2 separate regions of the Homo sapiens genome follow, and region 2 is linked to region 1. A link is a loop called in an ENCODE intact Hi-C map of the cell type or tissue named here. Cell type or tissue: adrenal gland. All regions are shown on one strand. Links, peaks and the distances in the headings refer to the core of each region. The heading gives the core; the rest is flanking DNA.

Region 1 (9,718 bases), core at 1,066-9,065:
CCATGGAACAGCAGGTTCAAGATGGCAACAGGGTAACAGATGGTCTCTCTTCCCTCCACCTCTGCCTCATCCCAGGCTCTGCTCCCTGAAGCCAAAGCAGTGATCCTCTTTACTTTCTCAAACAGCAGCTTACTTTGTGCCAGGCTGTGTGAACCACCATCTGGAACTGTTTTTATTTAATCCTCACAATCACCTTGTGAGGTAGGAATTGTTCTATCCCCACTTTAGAAGGAAACTGAGGCCCCATCACTGAACTACATACCTGTGAGGCCAGGAGCCTATGGGACTGAATCTAGGAGAGAAGCCTCAGGATAGGAACTTAATGAAAAATCAAGGCAACTAAGGTGCATTGATTGGTATAGGACCCTTCAAAGGTAAGCAGAAAGCCAGTGCTGTTACTGTCCTTCTACCAGGTTCCCTTACCATACACCAGTGGCAGGAGGTTCTCCTGTGCCAGCTGGTACAGGTAGGTCATGAACTGGGCTCCTTGGCCTGGGCAGAGGGTGCCAGGCAGAGGCATGACTGACCAGGCAGCACCAACTGTGTGAAGAGCAGCTGGCCTGCTAGGCAGCTGGTGGAAGGCCATTTAGGAGTCTGACGTAAATGTAGGTAGGTACTTGCCTACCTATCCATACCTCAAAGGAACATGGTGTCCTGGGATGGAAATGCACACGATTCCAGCTCTTCATTTGATAAACCTAAGTGCCCACAAGCACTGTGCTAGGCTTTGTGGGAGGGTTTAAAACACAGTCTTTGCCCTTAGTGAGGAAAATTAGCATGCTGGATATAAAAGAGTGGTGGAAACTTTAGTGAACTGGAGAATGCTACTCAGCTAAAACTTGTACTACCTTACTTTAGTTGGCTGGAGCCTCTCTGCAATGAAGGACTACCTGATTTTTCAAGTCCCAAATCAAGATCATGTGAACATTTCCCTTTTTAGAAACGAAAAGAACTTGGGGATAGGTGGTCAGAAAATAAAATGGAACAATTCAAAAAATAAATCCTCAAACGCAGGCCAACATGTGGCTGCTAGTTTGCAACCTGTGCTCCTCATTACCCCAGTCCTATATTTTCCTGTTGTACCTCCAGCACCTCACAATTCCTGGCAGAACAGAAGTGCCTCTGGTATGACCACGTGAAGCTCAACCAAGAGACCCACCAGAGTGGCAACGGATCTGAAATTTCCATCATATGCAGAACAGCTGAAGCAACTGGAGAGGGTTTTTAGCCTTGGAAATGACTAACAGGAGGCATAAGAGTTGTTGCAAATAAGAACATCCTTTAAAAAAGTTAGGATATATAGTCTGGTCAACACTTTGGAGTGGGGAGGAGGTTACTTTCAGGTAAAATATACATCTGACAACTGACCACGGTTCCCCAACTACTTCTACTGTCCATACCCACCTCCCCCATTTCTTCACTGGCCCAGTACCTAAAAGCATTTGGCTGTCATATCTGGTAAAGGGAATTCAGGCTTTGCCTTATAATTTTTTTTTGTTTTATTATTTTTTTGAGACGGAGTCTCACTCTGTCACCATCTGGAGTGCAGTGGTGTGATCTAGGCTCATTGCAACCTCCACCTCCCGGGTTCAAGTGATTCTCCTGCCTCAGCCTCCTGAGTAGCTGGGATATAGGTGCCCGCCACCACACCCAGCTAATTTTTGTATTTTTAGGCCAGGCTGATCTTGAACTCCTGACCTCAAGTGATCCACCCACCTCGGCCTCCCAAGTGCTGGGATTACAGGCGTGAGCCACCGTACCAGGCCCAGGCTTTAATCCCAAATATCTCACCTACTTCCTACCTAAGAATCTTATCTAACTCAGGATTTTTTTTTTTTTTTTTTTTTTTTTTGAGACGGAGTCTGGCTTTGTTGCCCAGGCTGGAGTGCAGTGGTGCGATCTTGGCTCACCGCAACCTTAGCCTGCCGGGTTCAAGCAATTCTCCTGCCTTAGCCTCCCAAGTAGCTGGGATTACAGGCATGTGTCACCACGCCCAACTAATTTTGTATTTTTAGTAGAGATGGGGTTTCTCCATGTTGGTCAGGACGGTCAAACTCCCAAACTCAGGTGATCCGCCCGCCTCGGGCTCCCAAAGTGCGGGGATTACAGGCATGAGCCACTGTGCCCGGCTAACTCAGGATTTTTCTAAGGATTAAAATGAGATATGTAATGAAAGTATTTGGCAGAATATCTGGCAAAGGGGTCAAGAAATGTTCAACATTATTATGGAGGTTTAGATCTTTTCTCCCGTCCGAGTACTAACCAGGCCTGACCCGGATTAGCTTCCAAGATCAGATGAGGTCGGGAGCATTCAGGGTAGTATGGCCGTAGAGGTTTAGGTCTTTTCTATAAAACACCAAATAATACAACTATGGTCAAAACACAGAAGTTGCAGGGAGTCTGATTTTGGCTTCATAAATGATACTTCTGTAACAATGCCAGCTGGAATGAGATTACAAGTGTGAATGTTCAAACAGAGCAGCAAAGGTCATTCCTCAGGGGACTCTGGAGGAGATTCCTACCCCAGGTAGGAAGTTGGTTGATTTCTGCTCTGATCCTATGACTACTAAATGCATAGTATGAAAAACTACACTTATAATGTGCATTAACAAGAATATGACTGATCTCCATGGATATGGAAAGATATACAAAATAGAATTGGGGGGGGGAAATTATAGAACCATACAATGGGAGCCCAAGTTTTAAAAACCAGATATATATTTATGTGCTTAGAGCATTTCAGGAAGGGTATATTAAGAAATTTATTTGGAAAATCTTGAGAGGTAAGCTGGAGTGAATGTACACTCTCCACTCCATGCCCAAATGTTTACTTTTCACTTTATACCCTTCTGTTTATTTTTTTGACCAGCAGCATCAACTTTTTAAAAAAGGACCAAATAGGCCAGGCTCAGTAGCTCATGCCTATAATCCCAACACTTTGGGAGGCAAAGGTGGGAAGATCACTTGAGCCCAGGAATTCAAGGCTGCAGTGAGAAATGACTGTGCCACTGCACTCCAGCCTGGGCAGTAGAGCAAGACTCTGTCTCAAAATAAATAAATAAATAAATAAATAAATAAATAAATAAATAAATCAATCAATCAATAATAAATAAAAAAACCAAATCATTTGGTTGGCCAAAACCTTCTGATCTGAGCTTTGCTCGGCAACCACTCTCCAAGATAAAGCTTTATGTATCACCTCACATATTCACTGTCAAGGCTCAGGCACTCTAGATTACTGGACTCCCCAGTCAACATTCCCATTACCAAAAGTCCCTAATCTTGGAGGCTGCTTCAGGTCACCCTCTCTTTGTCCCTCACTTCCTGAGTTTTTTTTTTTTCCTCCAACTATACTCACTCTACTGGTGATCTCAAACAGCCCTCTAGCTTTTAAGATACTGTCCAAATGCTGACTCCCAAATTTCTATTTCCATCCAAGACCCACTCTTAAACTCTAGACACACACATGCATCGCAACTGCCTCCTCAACAGCTCCACTTGGATATTGAGTAGACATCTAAAACTTGCTCTTCCCACAGCCTTGCAACTCAGCTGATGGCATGTCCAGGCTTCCAGTTGCCCAAGTCCATAACCTCAGAGTTAGGGAAAGTTGAGTGTGACCCACAATGCCAGCTACCTAGAAACTAAGGTAGATCTAGGTACTGGGATTAAAGATATCATAAAATCATTAAAATGTTTTCTGAAATGTTTGAAGTTAACTCATTTTATTTCTAGGATTTGGATTTCAACATTTTAATTTCTTTGGAATATAAGTCACTTTTTGCAAGCTAAAAAATAGAATCAAACTAAGGTGATCTAGTCCTCTAGGCATCCAGGCTGATCCTTGGAATCATGAGCAGAATGATGACATACTACAAGGTGCTAGCAATACGGCTATAAACTCTAAATAATAACCACTACATGTTTCATTAGGAAACAGCCAAAAGTCCGGCCGTTAAAGGAATAATCTGCAGAACATCTTGATTTACAAGGGACAAAATGATGCAAATTATATGCTGTCCAACCTACTGGTGAACTGGATCAGAATGGTCCAAGGACTGTTAAACAGAGGAAGTATTTACATTTTGAAAACTTGCTCTGCAGGATAAAAAAATTCCTGGTTGCTGTCAGTAAGAAAGCAAGTAAAAAAAATATTACAGATGAACTCACTGATCTTTGATTTTACTAAGGTCTTCCACTGGAACATGAAGGTAGGGATAAGTGTACAGGATAATATACTCAGATATTTTTAAAATAAATTACTTAATAATAAGAAATTAGCCATACCACATTGTTCCATTTGCTACAAGAACAAATTGGCAATGAAGACTATTTAAAAGAAATGCTCAGCTCTACAGAGGGTGGTGGCAGGCAACACTTTTCCATTACAGAATAACCTCTATTCTTCCATGATACATATTCCTGTGGAAAAACTTGTCAGGGCCCAGGGATGAAAAATAGAGCTTGTCCTAATTAGCTAACTGTAGGTTCACTTAACATCTTTGGGAAGGACCCAAAAAATCTGGCCATTATTTTCTTAAACATCTGCAAGCTGCAGAATTCCTTAGTCCTCAGCTATAGTTTCTGCTAGATATCTTAAAGCTGGGACAGTTCCACTGTGACTCCTCCTCAGCTATGGGGTGGGTGCTAGTCATCAAAGTCTGGAATGTCATCATAGGAGTAACCACGGTAGCCTTTGGATGCATAGTAAGCGATGCGCAGGTGGTAAAATCCGGGTAGGAACACCAGAATGCCAATGATCAGCACTGGAACGGCCCGGTCTGCCCCCTGGTGGCAGAAGGAGGCAAACACATTAGTACCGTAAGAGTTACACATTTTAAAATAAAACGTCACAGACCTAATCCTTAGATCAGTATTTTATACTCTTCAGTACTTTTTCTTTGAGTTGTATACCACCAAGGGAAAAGGTTTCCTCCTGATTATAAATTGAAGACAAACTACAAAATATTAACAATTATAAAGAAAAAAATGACCCATTCTCATCCAGATATTTTGGCTTCTTTTCCTTTTTTTAAAGCTCTTAGTTGTGAACACACCATACTCTGTGTCCTGTGGCCAATATTATTAAAACCTTTTCATACATTTAAACTGTAAGGATGTGTAACATTCCACCGAAATGGACATACTACAGTTTTACCTAACTGCCCCACATACAGCTGCTGGACACTTTGGTTGTTTTTCACCTTTTGTAATTGTACAGATACCACTACAATAAACTCTGTGTTTTTCTCAGCCTTTCAGGTTTTCTTTTCTTTCTCTTTTTTCTTTTTTTTTGAGGTAAGAGTCTTGCTCTGTTGCTCGGGCTGGAGTACAGTGGTGTGATTACAGCTCACTGCAACCTCGACTTCCCAGGCTCAAGTGATCCTCCCACCTCAGCCTCCAAGTAGCTGGAGTTACAGGTGTCAGTCACCATACCTGGCTCATTTTGTACATTTGTTTGTTTGGTAGAGATGAGGTCTCGCTATGTTGCCCAGGCTGGTCTCGAACTCTGGGGCTCAAGCAATCCTCCTGCCTCAGCCTCCCAAAATGCTAGAATTATAGGCTTGAGCCACTGCACCTGGCTGGCTGTGTTCCCTGTTGTGTGTTAATTATAGTCAGAATTGGTTCAAGACAACTTGGACACTGTGTATGTGGGGACAGCCCATGAGAAAGAACCACCAACTACTTTAGGTTTCTAAGGTTTCATATTGAAGCTCAACAGGAACTCCAACCAAACCTACTGTAAGAAGGAACTGACTTACGAGGCACAGTGACCCCACACATATAACAGAATTGCTATTTCTCTCCAAATACTGACAGTATGTCCATGGCACTGCACAGCTACAATGACAGCATGCTGCTCCAGCTACAGCCCTTTACCAATCAGGACTCCTGTATGCCAGGCTCAGCCATGTTGTTCCAAACTATGACAGGGCAAACTGTCTAATATCTCAGAGGCCAAGTTTGCCTACCTGCCACCACCTCCCCTATAGGAACTATGGAAGTTTACTGTTGCTCAAAGGAAGAAAAACATGTTTTGCCAACAGAGAACAAAATGTAAAAGAAAATCTTTTTGGTTTTTCTGCTGGAATCTGCTGTACCAGACATGAATATAAAAACAAAGATTGAACAATGAAAAAAATCTAAAACCTGAATAGACAAAGAGTAATGAGATTAAGGCCATAATAAAAAGTCTCTTAGCAGAGAGAAGCCTGGGACTAGATGGTTTCGCTGCTGAATTATACCAGTTAAAGAATTAATACTTGGCTGGGCATGGTGGTTCACTCCTGTAATCCCAGCACTTTGGGAGGCCAAGGCAGGCAGATCGCTTGAGCTCAGGATTTCAAGACCAGCCTGGTCAACATGGTAAAATCCTGTCTTGACAAAAAATACAAAAATTAGATGGGCATGGTGGTATATGCCTGTGGTCCCAGTTGCTAGTGAGGCTGAGGTGGCAGGATCACATAAGCCGGGGAGGCAAAGGTTGCAGTGAGCTGAGATCGCACCACTGCACTACACCTGCATGACAGATGAGACCCTGTCTCAAAAAAAAAAAAAAAAAAAAAGAATACTAATCCTACTGAAACTATTCTGAACAGACATGGAGAGAATACTTCCAAACTGATTCTACTAGGCCAGTTTTACCCTGATACCAAAACTAGGCAAAGACACATCGAAAAAACAAAAATAGGCCAATATCCCTGATGAACATTGATGCAAAAATCCTCAATAAGGAGGATAATACTAGCAAACTGAATTCAACAATACATTAAAAAGATCATTCATCAGGACCAAGTGGGATTTATCCCAGAGAGGCAAGGATGGTTCAACTTATACAAACCAATCAATGTGATAAAATCGTATCAGCAGAATGAAGGACAAAAACCATATGATTATTTCAATCGATGCTAGAAAAGCATTTGATAAAATTCTACATCCACCGGGTGTGGTGGCTCACGCCTGTAATCCCAGTACTTTGGGAGGCTAGGGTGGGCCTCACACTGACCATAATTAACACACAACGGGAAACATAGTCAGAGGGGTGCAGTGGCTAAAGCCTGTAATTCCAGCACTTTGGGAGGCTGAGGCAGGAGGATTGCTTGAGCCTAGGAGTTTAAGACCAGCCTGGGCAACATAATGAGATCTCATCTCTACCAAACAAACAAAAAAATTAGCTAGGTATGGTGACTCACACCTGTAACTCCAGCTACTTGGGAAGCTGAGGTGGGAGGATCGACTGAGCCCTGAAGATTGAGGTTGCAGAGAGCTGTGATCACACCACTGTACTCCTGGACTGCTTGAGTCTAGGAGTTCGAGATCAGCCTGGGCAACACGGCAAAACCTCATCTATACAAAAAATGAAAAAAAAATTAACCAAGTGTGGTGGCACATGCCTGTGGTCCCAGTTATTTGGGAGGCTGAGGTTGCAGTGAGCCGAGATGGTGCCACTGCACTCCAGCCTGGATGACACAGTGAGATTCTGTCTCAAAAAAAAAAAAACAAACAAAAAAACCAAAAAACAAAAAAACATACACTGGGGAAAGAACCAGTCTTTTCAATAAATGGTATTAGGAAAACTGGATATCCATATGCTGAAGAATGAAACTAGACCCCTCAAATCTCTTGACATATACAAAAATCAAATGAGAATGGATTAAACACTTAAATGTAAGACCTAAAACTATGAAACTACTATAAGAAAACATGGGGGAAACTCTCCAGGATGCTGGACTGGGCAAAGATTTCTTGAGTAATGCCCCCAAAAGCACAAGCAACCAAAACAAAAACAGATAAATGAGATCACATCCGGTTAAAAAGCTTCTGTACAGCAAAGGAAGAGACAACCCACAGAATGGGAAAAAATATATGCAAAGTATCCATCTGACAAGGAATTAATAACCAGAATATATAAGGAGCTCAAACTCTGTAGGAAAAAAAATCTAATAATCCAATCAAAAATGGGCATTTCTCAAAAGAAGACATACAAATGGCAAATAGGTATATGAAAAGGTGCTTAACATCATTGATCAAAGAAATGCAAATCAAGACTACAATGAGATATCATCTCATCCTAGTTAAAATGGCTTTTTAAAAAATATAGACACAAGGTCTCGCTATGTTGCGCAGGCTGGTCTCGAACTCCTGGGCTCAAGTGATCCTCCTGCCTCGGCCTCCAAAAGTGCTGGGACTACAGGCGTGAGCCACTGCACCCAGCCAAAATGGCTTTTATCCAAAAAAAACGGCAATAACGAATGCTAGCGAGGACGTGGAGAAAAGGGAACCCTCGTACAATGTTGATGGGAATGTAAATTAGTATAGCCACTATGGAGAACAGTATGAAATAGAACTACCATATGATCCAGCAATCACAGCTAGGTATATACCCAAAAGAAAGGAAATCAGTTTATCAAAGAGGTATCTGCACTTCCATATTTATGACAGCACTATTCACAACAGCCAAGATCTGGAAGCAACCAAAGTGTTCTTCAACAGACAAGTGAATAAAGAAAATATGGTACATATATGCAATGGAGTACTATTCAGCCACTAAAAAGAATGAGATCCTGTCACTTGCAACAACATGGATGAAACTGGAGAACGTTATGTTAAGTGAAATTAAGCCAGGCACAGAAAGACACACTTTCCATGTTCTCACTCATTTGCGGGAACTAAAAATTAAAACAATTGAACTCATGGATATTGTAGAATGATGGTTACCAAAGGCTGGGAAAGGTAGGGGGGAATGGGGAAGGTTAACGGGTACAAAATATAGTTACATAGAATGAATAAGCTCTAGTATTTGATAGCACAAAGTGACTAGAGAATAATTTATTGTACATTTAAAAATATAATAACTAAGGCTGGACGTGGTAGCTCACGCCTGTAATCCCAGCACTTTAGGAGGCCCACGCGGGCAGGCCGCTTGAGGTCAGGAGTTCATGACCAGCCTGGCCAACATGGCAAAAACCCATCTCTACTAAAAATACAAAAATAAGCCAAGTGTGCTGGCTTGCCACCATAGTCCCAGCTAACTCAGGAGGCTGAGGCAGGAGAATCACTTGAACCCACGAGCCGGAGTTTGCAGTGAGCTGAGATCCTGCCACTGCACTCCAGCCTGGGTGACAGAACAAGACTCTGTCTCCAAAATATATATATATGTATGTATGTATGTATGTGTATATGTATATATATAACTAAAAATAGGCCAGGCACAGTGGTTCATGCCTGTAATCCCAACACTTTGGGAGGCCAGCCTGGGCAACATGGCGAAACCCCATCTCTACTAAAAATACCAACATTAGCCGGGTGCGGTGGCGCACGTCTGTAATTCCAGCTACTCGGGAGGCTGAGGCACAAGAATAGCATGAACCTGGGAGGCGGAGGTTGCAGTTAGCCGATATTATGCCACTGCACTCCAGCCTGACTCTGTCTCAAAATAAATAAATAAATAAAAGTATAATTGGAATGTAATACAAATGATGAATGCTTGAGGGGATGGATACCCCATTTAGCCTGATGTGATTATTATGAATGCATGGCTGTATCAAAATACCTCATGTATCCCCTAAGTATATACACCTACTATGTACCCATAAAAATTGGAAAAAAAATTGGCCAGGGGCAATGGTTCACACCTGCAATCCCAGCACTTTGGAAGGCTGAGGCAGGCAGACTGCTTGACCTCAGGAGTTAGAGATCAGCCTGGGCAACATAGTGA
Region 2 (9,718 bases), core at 1,044-9,043, 57 kb before region 1:
AAGACTAAGGCATCAGCATGCTTTGTCAGAAAAGCAAAAGCTTTAAATGGCTTCCAGCCAACTTTTGCTATACAAAATACTTCAAACATCCAGAAAAGAACCGAAAATGATATAACTCCCACATGTGTACCTATGATCGATTCTGAACAAACACTGATGTTTTGCCAATTGTGCTTCTATTTTTTTTCCTTAATAAAACACGAGAGACACAGTGTCCAGGATTGCATTATGTGGCCACCCCAGATGAAGGGGAGATGAGAATGTGAGTGTTCCGTTTTCTAATATGTATAATACAGGTAGGCTGGGCAGAAAGAGTTAGACAGGTATTGGGTTAGCCAGCCTACAGTGTCTAACACACCAACAAAATCAAGCATTGGAGAGCATTTGGATATGGAAGAGTGCTGAGAAGGTGTGGTGGCTCATGCCTATAATCCTAGTACTTTGGGAGGCTGAGGCAGGAGGATCACTTAAGTCCAGGAGTTTGAGAGCAGCCTGGGCAACAAAGTGAGACCTTGTCTCTACAAAAAATAAACAAAATTAGCTGGTGGTGGCACCTGCCTGTTGTCCCAGCTACTCAGGGGGCTGAGGTGGGAGGATGGCTTGAGCCTGGGAGATTGAAGCTTCAGTTAGCCATGATCATGCCACTGCGCTCCAGCCTGGGTGACAGAGAGAGATCCTGCCTCAAAAAAAAAATAAAAATAAAAAAGAGGGGCCGGGTGTGGTGGCTCAGGCCTGTAATCTTAGCACTCTTTGGGAGGCTGAGACTGGAGGATCCTTTGAGCCCAGGGGTTTGAGACCAGCCTGGGCAACATAGGGAGAACTTGTCTCTATTTAAAAAAAAAAATGCTCATACGTGGTTGGCAGGAGTGTAAATAGCCTCAACCAATTTGGAAAGCAATTTGCCAATACTAGTTAATATAACGATCTAGATAGTGGGCAACCCGGATTAGCCTTTTCCAGATATTTGCAGCTGGGAAGCTCTCATACATGTTCACAGAGATACCTGCAAATGTTCATTTCAGCTTTTTTTTTTTCAATGGCAAAAAACTGGAAATAGCCTATTTGTCCCTCAATAAGAGAACTAATAAATACATCTCACAATATACAATCAAAGGAATACTATGCAGCTATTAAAATGAGTGAACTTATCAACATGCATAAACCTTTAAGACATAATGCTGGTTAAAGAGGCAAGTTGCAGAAAGGTACATAAGGTATGGGACTATTTATGTAAAATCAAATGCACACAGAGTGACACTGTCTTTATTGATTCTTGCATTTGTAATAAAGGTGCAAACTGGGGAAGAAACACACTAACATCATAGCAGCAGCAATCTCCAGGGAAGGAAAGAGACCTGTGAGGAAAGGTGACGATGAGAGGAAGAAACTATACCTCTAATGTTGCATTAAGGAAAGAAAGGCTAGGCCCAGTGGCTTCCGCCTGTAATCCCAGCACTTTGGGAGGCCAAGGTGGGTGGATCACTTGAGGCCAGGAGTTCATGACCAGCCTGGCCAACATGGTGAAACCCCATCTGTACTAAAAATACAAACAATTTGCCGGGCATGATGGACATACCTGTGGTCCCAGCTACTCGGGAGGCTGAGGCATGAGAATCTCTTGAACCTGGGAGGCGGAGGTTGCAGTGAGCTGAGATTGCACCACTGCCCTCCAGCCTGGGTGACAGAGTGAGACTCTGCCTCTAAAGGAAGGAGAGAAGAAAATAGATCTGAAGCAAATTTATCAAAATGCTAACTTTTGCTGTATCTGTGTTGTAGGTTCCTAAGCATTTGCCATAATGTTCTCATTATTTCTTTGGCTATTTATAATACTTCATAAATTAAAAATAAAGGAAGGAGATGTGGTATTTTTTCTGAAGCAGCACTTCTCAAACTTTCATGTACAATGTATCCCCTGGGGATCTTGTTAAAATGCAGTTGCTGAGTCAGTGGCCTGGGATGGGGCCGGAGAATCTACACGCCTCACAAGCTCCTGTGTTGGGATGAAGCTGGTTCCAGGGCCCCACTTAAAGAAGCAGCCTTCCAGAGAACTCTGCCCCAGGGCTCCTGAGATGGAAGTGAAGGCCCCAGCCCAGAGGACCCTGCGTGAAGGTTCAGTGTTGGAGCCTGCAGATGCTGACAGTGCCTGCAGCTTTCCTGCCTATTTTAGGACTTGCTAGAAGCTTGGCATGTCCTAAAAACCCTTTTTCAAGAGTCTCTCCCCAGCTGCTGCTAGCGGGATTTTTTTTTTAACTCTCTATCCTATTTAACCTCCTCACTGATGACCTTTTAATGCGTAACTTTTTTTTTTTTTTTTTTTTTTGAGACGGAGTCTCGCTCTCCCAGGCTGGAGTGCAGTGGTGTGATCTCGGCTCACTGCAACCTGTGCCTCCCAGGTTCAAGCGATCTCCTGCCTCAGCCTCCCCAGTACCTAGGATTACAGGTGCGCGCCTCCAGCATAGCTAATGTTTGTATTTTTAGTAGAGACGGGGTTTCACCATGTTGGCCAGGCTGGTTATGCATAACTTTTTATCACAGATGTTTGATCTCAGTTTTAATCTTTTCAACATTTGTAAACCCTTGGTTCATTGTGCTTCTCCCTTTATTACTCTTTTTTTTTTTTTTTTTTTTTTTTTTTTGAGACGGAGTTTCGCTCTTGTTGCCCAGGCTGGAGTGCAGTGGCGCACTCTCGGTTCACTGCAATCTCCACCTCATAGGTTCAAGCGATTCTCCTGCCTCAGCCTCCTGAGTAGCTGGGATTACAGGCACACGCCACCATGCCTGGCTAATTTTTCTTTTTCTTTTTTGTATTTTTAGTAGAGATGGGGTTTCACTATGTTGGCCAGACTGGTCTTGAACTCCTGACCTCGTGATCTGCCCACCTCAGACTCCCAAAGTGCTGGGATTACAGGTGTGAGCCACCGTGCCTGGCCTAATTTTGTATTTTTAGTAGAGACGGGGTTTCTCCATGTTGGTCAGGCTGGTCTCGAACTCCTGACCTCAGGTGATCTGCTCGTCTTGGCCTCCCAAAGTGTTGGGATTATAGGCATAAGCCACCACAACCGACCTGACTGCTCATTTTTAAACTCTTGATCTGACACTGGGGGACTTTAAGCTATAATCTTGTTCTGTTTTTTTTCTTTTTCTCTTGCCTTCTATGCTTTCCATTTTATTGCTTTATTTATTTATTGAGACAGGGTCTCACTCTGGAGTGCTGGAGTATGGTGGCATGATCAGGGCTCACTGCAGCCCTGACCTCCAGGGCTCAGGGGATCCTCCCACCTCACCCTCCCAAGTAGCTGGTACTACAGGCACATACCACCATGCCCAGCTAATTTTCTAATTTTCTGTAGAGATGAGGTCTCACTGCATTGCCCAGGCTGGTCTCGAACTCCTGAGCTCAAGTGATCCTCCTGCCTTGGCCTCCCAAAGTGCTGGGATTACAGGCATGAGCCACAGCACCCAGCTTCCCTTTTTCTCTCAGGACTTATTTTCACATTGGCTGGGGTGTGGGTGGGCCGCCGCCATTTTATATTCCCAGCTTCCTTCTGGCTCCCCAGGAATCCTCAGCTGGGGTGAGGATGACACTGAACGAATCTCACATTCCCCAGGAGACTGGGAAAAACAACTGCTTCAGTTCTCTGTCGGATCACAGGCTCTAGCTTGCATATTCGATTTGCTGGGGCAGTGTTGATGTCTCCTACCCTGCAGGCCCATGTAAGAAGATGCATGTCATGAATTCCATGCACTCTTTGGATTGGGAGGCAACAAACACTGATGAGAATCAGGAGGGGCTGAAGAGGAGCCAGGGGATCTAGGGTCACCCAGACATCTCTGGGAGGCAGTTCACTCAGGGTATGGTGGTCATATCTGGGCTGCTCCATGGAGGCACTGGCATCAGGAGCTTAAAACAGACTCCTGTGTTCCCTTTTGTGCTCATCAGCAATGTCCTTGGTGCCTGGACCGGTTTAGTAGAGAAGGAGATGTTCCTGCTTTTATTTCTATTTTTTTTTAAACAAGTTTTCGCTCTGTTGTCCAGGCTGGAATGCCGTGACAAAGCCACGGCTCACTGCACCCTTGACCTCCTGGGCTCAAGCGATCCTCCCACCTCAGCCTCCTGAGTAGCTAGGACTACAGGCGCACTCTGCCACACCTGGCTAATTAAAAACAGTTATTTTGTAGAGATAGAGTCTTGCTATGTTGCCCAGGCTGGTCTTGAACTCCTGGGCTCAAGTGATATTCCTGCCTCGGTCTCTCACAGTGCTGGGGTTACAGGCATGAGCCACCATGGCCAGCTACTCCTGCCCTTTAGGTTTTGGCTCATTTCTCTTCCCCAGGGGAAACTGGGGCAGGATCATGGCAGGGCCTGGCATGCAACCCTTGCTGGCACAGCACTGTGGTAAGGGGCATGGGCTCTGAAGTTCAAGTGGAGAGAATACCCCTTATGAACTGGGTGTCCTTGGCCAGCACTTAACCTCTTTGTGCCTCAATGGCCCTCTATGAAGGATAACAGTAGACCTGTCTTGTAAGGTTATTGTGAAGTAAAACTTGTAGAATGGAGCTTGGCACAGAGTAAGCTTCAATCAATGTCAGCTCTTCATTACCCAACCTTGGCGCTGCATGACGAACACCTGTGGATGGTTAAAAACTGCACTGCAGGTTACTTCCCTCAGAGCCTCTGGGGTGGGACCCAGGCTTCCGTATTTTTTTTTAAGCCCCTTAGGTAATTTCATTGTGTGCACAGGGCTGAAAACTGCCTGAGGCTGCAGTCTCTCAAGTGCTAGTTCACACAGATATTTATTTATTTATTTTTTGAGACAGAGTTGCGCTCTTGTCATCCAGGCTGAAGTGCAATGGCGCAATTTTGGCTCACTGCAGTCTCCGCCTCCCAGGTTCAAGAGATTCTTCTTCCACAGCCTGCCGAATAGCTGGGATTACAGGTACGCGCCACCATGCCGGGCTAACTTTGTATTTTTAGTAGAGACGGGGTTTCACCATGTTTCACCATGTTGTCCAGGTTGCTCTCAAAATCCCGACCTCAGGTGATCCACCTACTTTGGCCTCCCAAAGTGCTGGGATTACAGGCATGAGCCACCATGCCCGGCCACACACAGATAAATTTAAACGTTCCCTACAGGTCTTTGTTGGGTCCTTTTGGAAGCAACTCCTGCCCCCGTGCCCCACAAAGGAGCATTTTCTTGTATGTGTCAGAATCATTTCTCTTTTCCCCTACCCCACTGCAAACCCCACCCAAGTTCAGAAGAAAAATACCTTCAAGAACTCTGACCAGATAGAGGAAAAGTGCATTGACTCAATCTACCTCCTTCCTCACTCCCTTCTTGGAGGAGGCCCCTTCCCAAAAGACCTTCCTGGAAAAATCTTCCTTTGGTGTCTCCAAGGAACTATGCTCTCCAGGGCACGCAACAACAGAGTAAGAATTCATCTACCACTAAAGACTGAATATAGTATGCAGTATAAAACTATTTAAAAGGGCCAGACGCGGTGGCTCATGCCTGTAATCCCAGCACTTTGGGAGGCCGAGGCGGGTGGATCACGAGGTTAGGGGTTCAAGACAAGCCTGGCCAAGATGGCAAAACCCCATCTCTACTAAAAATACAAAAATTAGCCGGGCATGGTGGCGGACACCTGTAATCCCAGCTACTCAGGAGGCTGAGACAGAGAATTGCTTGAACCCGGGAGGCAGAGGTTACGAGATCACACCACTGTATTCCAGCTTGGGCGACAGAGCAAGACTTCATCTCAAAAAAAAAAAAAAAACTTATTTAAAAGAAGGCGCCAGGCCAGGGTCGGTGGCTCACGCCTGTAAATCCCAGCACTTTGGGAGGCCAAGGTGGGGCAGATCACCTGAGGTCAGGAGTTCGAGACGAGCCTGGCCAACACGGTGAAACCCTGTCTCTACTAAAAATATAAAAATTAGCCAGATGTGGTGGTGCGTGCCTGTAATCCCAGCTACTCAGGAGGCTGAGGCAGGAGGATCACTTGAACCTGGGAGGCGGAGGTCGCAGTGAGCCGAGATCACGCCACTGCACTCCAGCCTGGGTGACACAGCAAGACTCCGTCTCATAAATAAATAAATAAGGCACCATAACAAAATACAGTTTATCCTAAACATGGTTTAATAGTTGGGAAGTTGGTCATATTATGTCTTTTTCCTAAATACATGCAGAGGTAAGAGACCTAACCCTGGGAGTGTGTTTGGAGGAATGAATGCTTTAAAATCAATCCCAGAATCGGTAAGTGTAATGCACAACAGTAACTGAATGACAGACAAAAACCACATGATCATCTTAGTCAATGCACAAAAAGCTTTTGAAAAAGTTCAACACGCTTTCATGATTAAAAAAAAAATGCAGCAAACTAGAAATAGAAGAAAACTACCACAATATGATAGCCATATATGAAAACCCCATAGTTAAATCATACTCAATGATGCAAGACAAACTTTTTCCTCGAAGATCAGGAACAAGACAAGAATGCCCACTTTCACCACTTCCATACCACGTAGTCTTGGAATTTCTAGATAGAGCAATTAGGCAAAAAGGAAGAAAAGGAAAGAAAAGAAAAAAGAAAAGGAAAAGGAGGGAATAGAAAGAAAAGAAGAAAGAAAGAAAATGCATCCAAATTGGAAAGGAAGAAGGAAAATTATTATTCATAGATTATATGATCTTAGAAAACCCTAAAGATTCCACAAAAAACCCTTTGGAACTACTAAACAAATTTGGCAAAGCAGCAGGACACAAAAGCAATACATGAAAATCAGTTGTGTTACTATATACTAACAAAGAACAATCTGAAAATGAAATTAAGAAAATAATTCTATTTATAATAGCATAAAAAGAATACAGCTGGGTGCGGTGTCTCACGCCTGTAATCCCAGCATTTTGGGAGGCTGAGGCAGGCAGATCACATGAGGTTGGGAGTTCGAGGCCAGCCTGACCAACATGGAGAAACCCCTTCTCTACTAAAAATACAGAATTAGCTGGGCATGGTGGTACATGCCTGTAATCCCAGTTACTCGGGAGGCTGAAGCAGGAGAATCGCTTGAACCCCATAGGTGGAGGTTGTGGTAAGCTGAGATCGTGCCATTGCACTCCAGCCTGGGCAACAAGAGCGAAACTCCATCTCTAAAAAAAAAAAAAGGAATAAAATAGTCATTGAAAGACTTGTGCAATGAAAACCACAAAACATTGCTGAAAGCAATTTTAAAAGACATAAATAAATGGAAAGATACCCTATGTTTATGGATTGAAAGACTTCATATTGTTAAGATGTCAAAACTATCCAAAGTGATCTATAGATTTCACGTAGTCTTTATCAAAAATCCCAATGACATTCTTTGCAAAAATAGAAAAATCCACCCTGAAAGTCATGTGGAGTATTCTTTCAAGAATTTTTTTATGTTGGCATTGAGTATTGAAATCAGCTCTACAATAATTGTGACTTTTGACCTTTTGACTTTGGTTGTGTGCTCCAACCCACTCTATACCTTGACTTCCCCATTTCTCAGATTCATATTTTGCTTCCTCTTTCAGCCAGTTGGTATATATCTCTTTTTTTTTTTTGAGACAGAATCTTGCTCTGTCGCCCAGGCTGGAGTGCAGTGGTGCCATCTCGGCTGACTGCAACCTCCGCCTCCCAGGTTCAAGCAATCAAGCAATTCTCCTGCTTCAGCCTCTCAAGTAGCTGGGACTACAGGCATGTGCCTCCACACCCGGATAATTTTTTTTTTTTTTTTGAGACAGAGTCACCCAGGCTGGGGCGCAATGGCACAATCTCGGCTCACTGCAACCTCTGCCTCCCGGGTTCAAGCGATTCTCCTGCCTCAGCCTCCCGAGTAGCTGGGACTGCAGGCGCCTGCATCCACACCTGGCTAATTTTTGTATTTTTAGTAGAGACGGGGTTTCATCATGTTGGCCAGGCTGATTTCAAATTCCTGACCTCAAGTGATCTGCCTGCCTCGTCCTCCCAAAGTGTTGGGATTACAGGCGTGAGCCTGTAAAGCACTTTTTGCAGGCAGATGTTAAACAAATAACTATATGTATATAACTACAATATACAACTATAGTAATATAATTTTAAAAAAATTTTTGAGTCATGGCTCACTGCTGCCTCAACCTCCTGGGGTCAAGAGTTCCTCCCACCTCTCAGCCTTCCAATAGTATATATATATTTGCTGGGTGTGGTAGCTCATCCGTATAATTTCAGTACTTTGGGAGGCCGAGGCAGGAAGACTGCTTATCCTAGCTACTTGGGAGGCTGAGGCAGCGCAAGGATCCCTTAAGCTCAGGAGTTCAAGGTTGCGGTGAGCTGGAATCACACCACTGCACAGCGGACTGGGTGACAGAGCAAGACCCTGTCTCCAAAACACACACACACACACAACTATTTTAAGCCATTGCACATCAGCCTGGGCAACATAGTGAGATCCTGTCTCTAAAAAATAAAAAATAAAAAAATAAAAATAGTATTTCAAGTTTAATTTTTGAATGGGTAATACAAATAAAAAACAAAAATAAAAATAAATTAAAAATAAAAATATACAGTATTTCGAGTTTAATCTTTGAATGGGTAATACTTTTGTTTTTTTGAGAAAGAGTCTTGCTCTGTCGCCCAGGCTGGCGTGCAGTGGTGCAATCTCCGCTCCTGCAACCTCCGCCTCCTGGGTTCAAGTAATTCTCATGCCTCAGTCTCCTGAGTAGCTGGGACTGCAGGCGCACACCACCATGCGCAGCTAATTTTTTATAATTTTTATAGAGACAAGGTTTTGCCACATTGGTCAGGCTGGTCTCCTGAGCTCAGGCAATCCACCCGGCTTGGCCTCCCAGAGTGTTGGGATTACAGGCGGAGCCACTGCACCCGGACCAAATGGGTAATCCTTTTACATGGTTCAAAAGCCACATCAAAATATATGAAGAATTAGCCTTCTTCCCAGCCTTGTCTCCCATCTTTCCAACAACCATTAACCACAATTCTTAGTTTCTTATGTTTCACTTCCTTTCTTTATGAATAAACAAGCTAGTATTAATACAGATTCTTGCTTTCTCCCGATTTTAACTCTTACAGTAGCATGATGTACAGACTGTTCTGCATGCTTCTTCTCACGTAACAGTATGTATCTTGGGAATCTTTCCATATTTTTACCTTAAAAATTTCCATGTTTAAAAAAAAGGTGCATAATTTTTGTTTGTTTGTTTGTTTTTTGGAGACAGAGTTACTCTGTCTCCCAGCTGGAGTGCAGTGGTGCGATCTCAGCTGACTGCAACCTCCACCTCCTGGGTTCAAGCAATTCTCCTGCCTCAGCCTCCTGAGTAGCTGGGATTATAGGCGCACACCACTACACCTGGCTAATTTTTGTATTTTTAGTAAAGACGGGGTTTCACCATATTGCCGGGGCTGGTCTCAAACTCCTGACCTCGAGTGATCCACCTGCCTCAGCCTTGCATAGTATTTTACTACAAGCTAGATATGATAGACTTTTTTTTTTAGCCCTTGAATATCTGAGAATGTTCTTTTGCCCTTACACATGAAATATAAACTGGGTATAAAATCCTTGAGTCGCAATATTTTACCCCATAAAACTCTTGTAGAGGTTGGTATTAAGGCCAGCTTACATATATTTCTTTCTTGTTTTTCCCATCATTTCTACATGGATCCTATCTTTTTTCCTCTCACAGTTTAGATACTTTGCTGAATGGTCTTT

What was found. A loop is a pair of places that touch in the nucleus more often than their neighbours do. Peaks named below come from ENCODE experiments on the same cell type or tissue, not always from the same donor. Only the 100,000 strongest peaks of a DNase experiment are listed, where the experiment ranks them.
Region 2: it touches region 1 in a loop (2.0-fold over the local background); 23 of 110 quality-filtered maps call a loop at or near these places.

What each region holds. Positions count from the first base shown.
Region 1 is chr20:5,096,144-5,105,861 of GRCh38, forward strand. It overlaps TMEM230 (transmembrane protein 230), which reads right to left. Exons shown (of 4, transcript NM_001009925.2): 4 at 3,707-4,788. The coding sequence ends at 4,648. It also overlaps the pseudogene RNA5SP474. Among named protein-coding and RNA genes, the nearest start is that of TMEM230, 12 kb to the right of the region's middle. In adrenal gland, for the core only: CTCF peaks have their summits at 4,785 (motif pointing left) and 4,985; a DNase peak (open chromatin) is centred at 4,758; H3K27ac peaks cover 716 bases.
Region 2 is chr20:5,039,645-5,049,362 of GRCh38, forward strand. No RefSeq gene overlaps it. Among named protein-coding and RNA genes, the nearest start is that of SLC23A2, 43 kb to the left of the region's middle. RefSeq lists a silencer at 5,595-5,814. In adrenal gland, for the core only: no CTCF peak of the experiment used is centred there; no DNase peak of the experiment used is centred there.